Linked DNA regions of Homo sapiens: region 1 is linked to region 2. A link is an interaction called in ENCODE POLR2A ChIA-PET data of the cell type or tissue named here. Cell type or tissue: OCI-LY7. All regions are shown on one strand.

Region 1 (5,000 bases), 50 kb before region 2:
AGCTAATTAGCTTCATGGATGCTGGCAGAAGACACAATTCCTAGGTCAGTGATGAAGGAATATTTGCTATTCAGCAATAGCAGTAGCCAGAGTATCATTGTTTGTGCCTGTTCCCTGAGCCTCGCTTCTCACAAGGGGGATGCAGTGATGGGCAGATGACAACTGCATATGCAGTGGGTTGTATTACAGGGTAGGAACCCCAAATCTTTTATGATGGGCAGTAAGTCTGCCTGAACTTTTCCCTAGAAGGAGACATTATTACACTGGACAGCAAACAGGTATGTCCTTAGCTTTAGAGGGAGACACTACCTCTGTCTTTCGAGGCTGTTTATCATACAAATACCCATGAAAAGATAGTCCAGGACAAAGGAAATTAGTGTGTCTGCTCGCAACATGTGCAAAAATGCAAGAGAGACATGGAGAATTATGTCCCAACACAGCTGTAATGGCACCACCTACAGATAGCTATTAACATTTTGGTTTACAGGCATACCTCATTTTATTGCACTTCACTTTATTGTGCTTTGCAGATAATTGTGCTTTTTACAAATTGAAGGTTAGTGGCAACCCTGTGTTGAGCAAGTTCATTGGCAACATTTTTCCAACAGCATGTACTCACTTGTCTCTATGTCACATCTTGATAATTTTCATATTTCCAACTTTTTCATTATCATGATGATGATTAGTGATCTTTGTTACTGTTGTAGTTGTTTTGTGGGCACCACACTGTATGCAGAAAAGATGGCAAGCTTAATGTTGTATGTGTTCTACTGCTCCACTTACTGGCTTCTCTCCCAACTCCGCCCCTCCTTGGGCCTTCCTATTTCCTAAAACAACAATTTTGAAATTGTTGTGTTTCAGTGGTCTCTAAGTATTCAAGTGAAGAGTGGAATGTCTCTCATTTTAAGTCAAAAGCTCTAAATGATTAAGCTTAGTGAGGAAGGTATGTCAAAGGCTGAGAGAGGTCAAAAGCTAGGCCTCTTGTGCCAGTTAACCAAGAGAGGAATGCCAAGGAAAAGTTCTTGAAGAACACTAAAAGTGCTGTTAAAGTGAACACACCATAAGAAAGCAAAACAGTCTTATTGCTGATATGGAGGAAGTTTGGAGTGGTCTGGATAGAAGATCAAACCAGCTACAACATCCCCTTAAACCAAAGTTCAATCCAGATCAAGGCCCTCTCCTCAATTCTGTGAAGGCTGAGAGAGGTTTGGAAGCTGCAGAAGAAAAGTCTGAAGCTAGCATAAGTTGGTTCATGAGGTTTAAGGAAAGAAGCTGTCTCCATAACATAAAAGTGCAAGGTGAAGCACCAAGTGCTAATGTGGAAGCTACAGCAAGTTATCCAGAAGATCTAGCTATGATCTTTGATGAAGATGGCTACACTAAACTACAGATTTCAGTATAGATGAAATAGCCTTCTATTGGAAAAAGATACCATGTAGGACTTTGAAAGCTAGAGAGGAGAAGTCAATCCCTGGCTTCAAAGCTTCAGAGGACAGGCTCACTGTCTTGTTAGGGACAAATGCAGCTGACAACTATTAAGTTAAAGCCAGTGCTCTTTTTCCATTGCAAAAACGCCAAGACCCATAAGAATTACGTGAAATTTACTCTGCCTGTACCTTATCAATGGAAAAACAGTGCCTAATGACAGCACATCTGTTCACAGCATGGTTTCCTGAATAGATTAAGCCTACTGTTGAGACTTACTAAGAAAAAAGGATTATTTTCAAAATATTACTGCTCATTGACAACATGTCAGTGAGCTGTCACCCAAGAGCTCTGACAGAGACATACAAAGAGAATAATGTTGTTTTCATGGCTGCTGACATGCAGTCCATTCTGCAGCCCATAGGTCAAGGAATAATTTTAACTTTTTAAACAAGTCTTATTAAAGAAGTATGCTTTGTAAGGCTGTAGCTGCCATAGAGAGTGATTCCTCTGATGGATTTGGGCAAAAAAATTGAAAACCATCTTGAAAGGATTCACCATTTTAGATGCCATTAAAAACATTTGTGATTCATGAGAGGAAGTCAAAATACCAATATTAACCAGAGTTTGGAAAAGTTGATTCTAACACTCATGGATGACTGAGAGGGTCAAGACTTTAGTGGAGGAACTAACTGTAGATGGGATTGGAAAACGCAAGAGAATGAGAATCAAGTGGAGCCTGAAGATGTGACTGAATTGCTGAAATCTCATGATCAAACTTGAAACCTACTTTTAAAACAACCTTATAAGCAAAACACTTGGTTTGAAGCTCCATTTCATTGGCAGAAGAGAAAAATAGCTCATCTTTCTTATGGATGAGCAAATAAAGTATTTCTTGAGATGGAATCTACTCTTGGTGAAGATGCTAGAAACATTGTTGAAATGACAGCAAATAATTTAGTATATTACATAAACTTCGTTGATAAAACAGCAGCAGAGTTAAATAAGATTGACTCCAATTTGAAAAGAAGTTCTGTGGGTAAGTGCTATCAACAGCATTGCATGCTCCAGAGAGATCTCTTGTGAGAGAAAGTCAATTCACATGGCAAACTTCATTGTTGTCTTAAGAAATTGTAATAGCCACCCCAACCATCAAAAATTGTCCTGATCAGCAAACAGCCATCAACCTAAGGCAAGACCCTCCACCAGCAAAGAGATTACAACTCACCGATGGCCCATGCAATCTTTAGCATATTTTAGTATATTTAGTACTTTAAAATTAAAGTAGGTATATATGTATTTTAGACATGATAGTATTGCACACTTACTAGACTACATCATAGTGTAAACATGATTTTTGTACTGGGAAACCAAAAAATTTGTGTGACTTGTTTTGTCATTATAATTGCTTTATCGTGGTGGTCTGGAACTGAATCTGCCATATCTCCAAGGTATGCCTTGATATTGTTCCCGAGTTTTCTGTTTATATATTTGCACGTGTGTATATATATTCTTGTTTTCTGGATACTTCTTTTACCATTTTTTCTATCTTACTGAGATGACAAAGGCTATCAATACATTGTTTAATAGCAGAATTAATAGAAGATCATTCTTACCATTGATGCTTTCATTATTACGTGTGATGGCTGTTGCCAGTTATTGGGAAAATAATGTTAAATGAAAAAGACTCTAGAAATATTTTAAGATAATAAACCTAACAGAGTTATGGGCCTAGGATGTGCTAATGAGCCTCTCGTGAATTTGATAGAGTATTTCTACTCTTTGGTAATACAGAAATTTCAAGTCTATCAAAAACATTTCTTTTGAAAGAAAAGAAACCCTTTGTTCAAATACGCCTTGAAGGACAGTTTTATAGATGACATAACAAGTAGTTAGCAGTTATGATAGTTACACATCACCGTATTGCACAGGAGAACATATTCCATATACTCTTTTGCTGTTTTCTTTCAACTTAATATCACATAGGTTTTTTTTTTAACTCATTTTGTGGCACAGACCTGTATCTTATGTAGCTGCAAGGGAGAAGGGATTTTTAAATGATTCTTAAATCTTTTATTCGTAACAATGATTCATTTTCTGAGGCAAGTTACTGGAGTTTTGTTGGTTAACCTGTGTATTAGCTGTGCCTTTTTGTTTTCTGTATTTCTGTTGCTTTGACTTCTGAGGCCTTGCTGAGCATTGAGAGACTGTATCTTCCAGGGCTAGCCAGTTCCTAGAGATAATAAACTCACTGTGAGCAAATCTTTCACTCTCAGACCGACCTATCTAGACCCCACATCCAAACCCCCAACTTTGTTGGGCTCTCACACTCTGGGCCACTGGCCATCTGTCCTAATCACCCCAGAACCAGGCACCAATTAGAGAAACAGCTCCCATACCCCAGAACCCACTGAAATTATTCAAGGTAGCCAATCCCAAGCCTGCTTACCCTGCTTCACACTTTTTTTCCTGTAGAAACTACAGTAAAGGCTCTTGCTCACATTTCACCTTTCTTCTTTTACCTCTTGACCAACCACCCTGGTACTTCCCTGTGTGGTCTGGAGTGGCATGATGTGGCATGGCATGCTCCCCACCCCTTGGAACTGTGAGTAACAATCTTTTCCATAGCAGTAATATCCTGATTTGTTGGTCTCACCATATAATAAAACCTACATTTTAAGTAACCTTATAAGCAAAACACCTTGTTTTTGAAGCTCCATTGGCAGAAGTGAAAAAATAGCTCGAGGATGTTAGTTGAAAGCTTGGAAATTGATCAAGAATGAATGTAGATGTTATTCTTGTCACTTTGTTCTTGCCATCATAGGGTTTTCTTTAATCTTTTGATACAATGAATTAAGAGGTTTTCTATCAGTGAACTGTCCTTGCATTCTCTAGATGAGCCCTGCTTGATTATAATATATTCTAAGAATTGAATTTGGCTTGATAGTCTGTTTAGGACTTTTGCATTTAAGTTCATAAGTGGATTTTTGTCTATAATTTTGTATCTTGTGCTGTTTTTTGGTATCAATTTCATTTTAGACTTCTAAAATGAATTGGGTAACTTCTAATCTTTCTGTGCTCTGGTATTTATAAGACATGGGAAATACCTGCTTCTTGAATTTTTGTTTTTTTGGTTAAAACTCTATTGTAAAATCTTGTGGAGTAGGTGCCTTTTTAAACATACATTTCACTATGGATTTATCTTTTTTTTTCCTCCTTTTTTTTTAGAGACAGGGTCTTGCTCTGCTCTGTCACCCAGCCTGGAATGCAGTGGCATGATTATAGGTCACTGCAGCCTTCTGCCTCAGCCTCCCGAGTAGCTGGGACTACAGGTGTGTGCCATTGCGCCCAGCTAGTTTTTAAAAATTTTTTATGGCGATGAGGTCTCACCACGTTGCCCAGGATGGTTTCAAACTCCTGTCCTCAAGTGATCCATCCGCCTCAGCCTCCCAGAGCATTGGGATTACAGATTTTAGCCACTGCACCCAGCCTGATTTACTGTTTTCTGTGGTAATTGGTCTGTTCTGGTTTTCCCTTCCTGTCATCCTGTCATGAGCTAGTTTTTAGTAATCCAT
Region 2 (5,000 bases):
ATACATCTATCTCAGACATTTCTCTTAAGCTTCAAACTTACATATTTGGCTGTTCTCTGAATATTTCCACCTGGATTTCCTCAGCAAAATCTCAAAAATCAGCATACCCCCACCATTACACTCCTCTTCGTGTTCTATCTTAATTAGTGTAACATCATTCATCTGCACATATAAGTCATACACTCGAGAGTCATCTAAACTCCTCTTCTTCCTTTTCCTTCTTTCAATTATTCAACAGCTGTTTTTGAGCACTCATTATAGGTTAGGCATTGCTTAGGTACTGAGGATACAGCTGATTAAGAAAATGGAGAAAACATAAAACATAATTGACTCCTGTCAATTTCAGCTTTCAAAATTTTTGTAAGTCCATCTTCCAGCTAAACTGAGAGTCCTTTGAACGTTTTTGTCCAGTCTAAACTGGAATAAAGATCATAATAGCTGAAATTGCATTAACTTCGGTGAGAAAGAGAGTAATATTTTAAGGCTGGGTGCAGTGGCTCACGCCTGTAATCCCAGCACTTTGGGAGGCCGAGACGGGTGAATCACCTGAGTCCAGGAGTTCAAGACCATCCCAGGCAACATGGTGAAACCCCATCTTTACAGAAAATACAAAAATTAGCAGGGCATGGTGGCACGCACCAGGAGTCCCAGCTATTCGGGATGGGGCTGAGGTAGGAGGTTCACTTGAGCCTGGGAGGTCGAGGCTGCCATGAGCTGTGTTTGCACCACTGTACTCCAACCTGGACAACAGAGTGAGACCCTGTCTCAAAGGAAAGAAAATAAGATTTTAAAGGTAAAAATTGTTTATATGATATGTTAACTGTTATGCTATTCTAAATATTACATATTTGGCTGCCCTCTGGATATTAAGAAATCTCAAAAATCGCTACTAATTCTTTTAATTGCTGTCGCTTCTGAAAATTGTAGCTATGAAAAGCAGCTTTGTTATAAACTTGCTTTTAGAAAGAAGTGCTGCAACAAATTTTCCCACGGAAGAAGGGAGGTATTTTATTTCAACTTACATGTTTAATTAGTGCAGAACACACCTTCTAGAACCTTTTTGATTTTCACTGATCTTGATTGTTTCATGTGTTCATCAGCTATGTATTGATTTTTCAGAATATTTATTTTCCACATGGTGAATGTGCCTGAATTATTGCTTGGTCAAAGTCCCTCAAGGAATGATACAAAAATCATCAGTAAGTATCATATAAAGATTTTGGAGTTGCTGAAAAAGACTGATGAAAATACCCAAAATTTATTACTTAATTTACATGAGGTCCTTGTTAGATTTAACTGTACCAAACTTCATCCAATCTAAATTCAGAACATACTAATATATAATCATGTAACTGCCCATAGATGTTTGTATATATGAAGCCAGATAGCATTATCTAATAATATAGCACATCATCTATGTGACAGATACACTTTAAGTGTTGAAAGTTAAAGAATAACCAAGATTATTAATTTCAGAACTTAATAAATTTGGAGTAACTAAGAGGGTATCATGTACGTAGCATTCTAAATGTGGTTTATTCATTAGTCATTGTGCTTTATGCCAGTGCTACTCAGAGTAGCCTTTCCATTAACTGTTTGTTACCAGCCCTCAAGATAAGGAGCTTGTGCCAGAATGTCTGTCAGTACATTGCTTCCTTAATCAGAAAGGAAAAAATATTATGGAAAAAAATGTCCACTAAAATAAGTAGTGTGCTTTGTGATGTAATTGATTTCCATGTTTGGTACCAGCTCTTTATTTTATGATGGTTTAGTAATAAACAATTTGCAGGTTTGCCTGTCTTTATGGACCACACTTTGAGTAGCAGTTTTATGTCATGTGTATCAGACATTTATGATATTGTTGCAGGAATACATGTCCTGATTAATACAGCTTATTTGTGTATAAATGTTTGGCACTTTTAAATTTGCATAATTCTTTAGTCTTTTTTCCCCTAACTTCTGCCTTTTTCCATTAGTCTAAGTCCATGTTACCTTCCTCTATAGAAATTCTGTCCAGCAATAGTGTTTGCTTCAAATGATTGCTTCTTGCTACGGTGCGAGAACTCAGTCATATTCAGAAAACCAGATCTTGCTCATAAACCATAATCGTGGAAATGGAGAAGTGGGTAACTTGTCACATAACACCCCTCCCGCATACTTACTGACACTCATTAATTGCCAAAGTAGAGGTTTTGTTAACAACTTTGCCAGACACTGGTTTTATTACTTAGAATGTCTAATGAGCAAAGTTTAAAATGCCAGTCATTGTCAAAAGAGCTATTCACCATTTTCTACCTTACCTTGTCAGTAAACTGGCTTTATTAAGTGGCTCCTATAAATGCTCCTCACTTGCATACTTCAACTTAATCAAGAAAAATGCTCCATTAATAAATAGGCAAGCTACTTCTAGAGCTCACTGAAGACAGATTAGGAGACTTGAAATTACAGTAGTATGTTGTTACCCACTGGTTTACTGAGTGCGTTTCTGTGTCATAAAATAAACAAAATGACCAGGACTTTGAAGCCTACTTTTCTCAGTGTTATAACAGTAAATTGTACTATTATAAATATATTGTCATAATTTGTACAACTTATTTCCTCAGTTTTATATTTCAGGAACTATGAAAATACAACTGTTGGTACTTACTTACAATGGAGTTCTAATAGTTAATAAGAGATCCAAAAAAAATTATTTAAGTCAAAATGTACCAGAATTTTTTATCAAATGGATTATGTGATGTTAACAGTTCACCATAAGTAGGGAGAAGCATTAGCTTAGGAAGTTTTAAAGTAAATTTTTTTAACCTAGAAGCATAAAGACTACAAGAAGAGGTTACATCGGGTGTTTTTAGTATGTCCAAATATATATATCAACAAATTTGATGATCGGGAATCTAGACTTGATAGAGCATTTTATAGAGTAGTTTGCATATGAGTATACCTATAATAAAAGATTTTTCATTTAACATGTAGTTAAAATGTAAATAGTATTTTATTTTTGTCCTTTTTAAATGACGTCTTAGTAGCTTCCAGTGTATTTATTAGATAATAGTTCAAGTCTCGTACAAAAAAATTGCAATCCATTAGTAAACCAAGAACCTTGTTTTATTTAAGCAGGACTATTAGCTACCTCCTTGATTAAGCCTATTTCTGAGGTTGTTGAATAGCAGCAAGCATCAAGTTTGGTGTTCAGCACCTTTGTCACATATCCCTGTGATGTGAGTGCTTAGAAAAATTAAATAGGCACTTAGGTATCTGTTATGTGCAGAGGGCTGAGCATACAGCATGGTAGGCAATGAGGTATTCTTTAATGAACACTTCAAGTGTTTTGCATGCTTTAGTTTTCCTCCTCTGCTTTCTAACGTATGTGGTGTGCTTTACACACAGATTTCTGAATCTTAGTTTTTTAAACTTTTTAAATGTATATATCACCAACTTGCTTCTACCTCTGTCTTAAGCAAACAGAACACATACAGATGTAAATTAATTATATCAGCCTAGCTCCAAAGCCCAAGAGTTTTAAATTCCAGGTAGTTTTTTTTTTTTTTCAAAAGAAAAATACATGTCAATGTTACCTAGAGGAAAAAAGGAAAGAAATTGCGAATACCTAAATTAACATACACTGTAAGAAATCACTTTTAGCAGTGTCTATAAGTCAAAATATCTTTGACTTGCACATATGTATATATATACACACACACACACATATCAGAAAAATAAATGGCAAATTCTGCTTGCAGCTGCAGTGTTTTCTGGATGGCTGCAAATTAATGTAAGTCTTTAAACTTTAGGGTACACAAGACTATTAAGTATCTTTCTTTGAAGTTCATATAAATGTAGACAAATTTCAAATGTATTTGCCCAAAAAATGTAGTTATTTATTGCAAATACCAAAGCTAATAGGTTTTTTGTTTAAAATATTAACTTGATGTGTTTTCCTTAGAAACTGAATTTCTACCAGTGCCTAGCAACTTAAAGTGAGTCTGTCACATAATTATAGTAGTGAGATGTTGCTGAATATTTAAGACTAAAACTCTCCATAAAGGGTACATTTGGGCAGAACACCAAAAAATGACCTTTGGCTTAAAAATATTATATATGCATACAAAAAAAAATGAGTTCAGCTTTAGCTATCTCATCCTGTCTGCAGAAAAATGTTTTATCTAGCCATGGGTTAAAAGGACCTCCATGTAATGTATATATTTATGATGGAATAGCCGAGACTGGGTAATTTTGTCAGTTTCCTTTAGCGACATCAAAATTTTTGTAGTGATACAAGTCTTATTTTCAGAGGAAAAATTCTTGATTGATTATAGAATCAAATTCTGTTTTACTGATAATTTAGTAGAAAGACGTATGATTGAGGGGAGTACAGAGTGATGTGGTACTTGATTTTATTTTGTATGTAGATTTTGCTTTTAGACTTAAGATATTTTCAGCTATTGATTATATTCTCTTCCTTCCCATCTCACACTTAAAGTCTTAACTGTAATCTCTTACCAATATGTAATACTATAGTAATACAATGAAAATAAGTTCTTATCTGGCATACTTACCTCTGAACAGATGTGTATGACTTCTTTTGTAAAGTAGAATTAAAATTCATAACCTTTGCTTTAGAAAATTGAAATTTAGAAATGGAAATTTAGAAGAGACTCTGTAAAATTACCTCATATTTTATTTTCCTGTTTCTAAACTACCTTGCTCAATCAGTTTGGGGATGTGAAAGCTGTAAAGACTTGTTTCCCAAAGTGCAGGTGCATTTTTCTGTTACTTGTTTAGGCAACATAAATAACAGTTACATGTACATAATTCTTGAATACATTAGTTTTAGTTAGTGGGCTGTTTGTGTAACAAAGGAGCCACTCAATAGGAGACATAGAGTCCTGCTGCAGATGTGAAATGTTCCTCCCAATGATGCCCCAGAGAATCTCTGAAATTCAGAGTCAGCTGGTTCAGGGAACCAGCCTCAGCTGAGATCACTACTAACAAGCCTCTCA

What was found. Peaks named below come from ENCODE experiments on the same cell type or tissue, not always from the same donor. Only the 100,000 strongest peaks of a DNase experiment are listed, where the experiment ranks them.
Region 1: POLR2A ChIA-PET joins it to region 2 with 6 read pairs; 3 of 35 experiments call an interaction of 5 or more read pairs at or near these places.

Annotation. Positions count from the first base shown.
Region 1 is chr18:9,188,068-9,193,067 of GRCh38, forward strand. The region is part of intron 2 of ANKRD12 (ankyrin repeat domain 12); the gene reads left to right. Among named protein-coding and RNA genes, the nearest start is that of ANKRD12, 54 kb to the left of the region's middle. In OCI-LY7, no CTCF peak of the experiment used is centred here; no DNase peak of the experiment used is centred here.
Region 2 is chr18:9,238,358-9,243,357 of GRCh38, forward strand. All of the region lies in intron 8 of ANKRD12 (ankyrin repeat domain 12), which reads left to right. Among named protein-coding and RNA genes, the nearest start is that of TWSG1-DT, 94 kb to the right of the region's middle. In OCI-LY7, no CTCF peak of the experiment used is centred here; a DNase peak (open chromatin) is centred at 4,814; H3K4me3 peaks cover 467 bases; H3K27ac peaks cover 1,358 bases.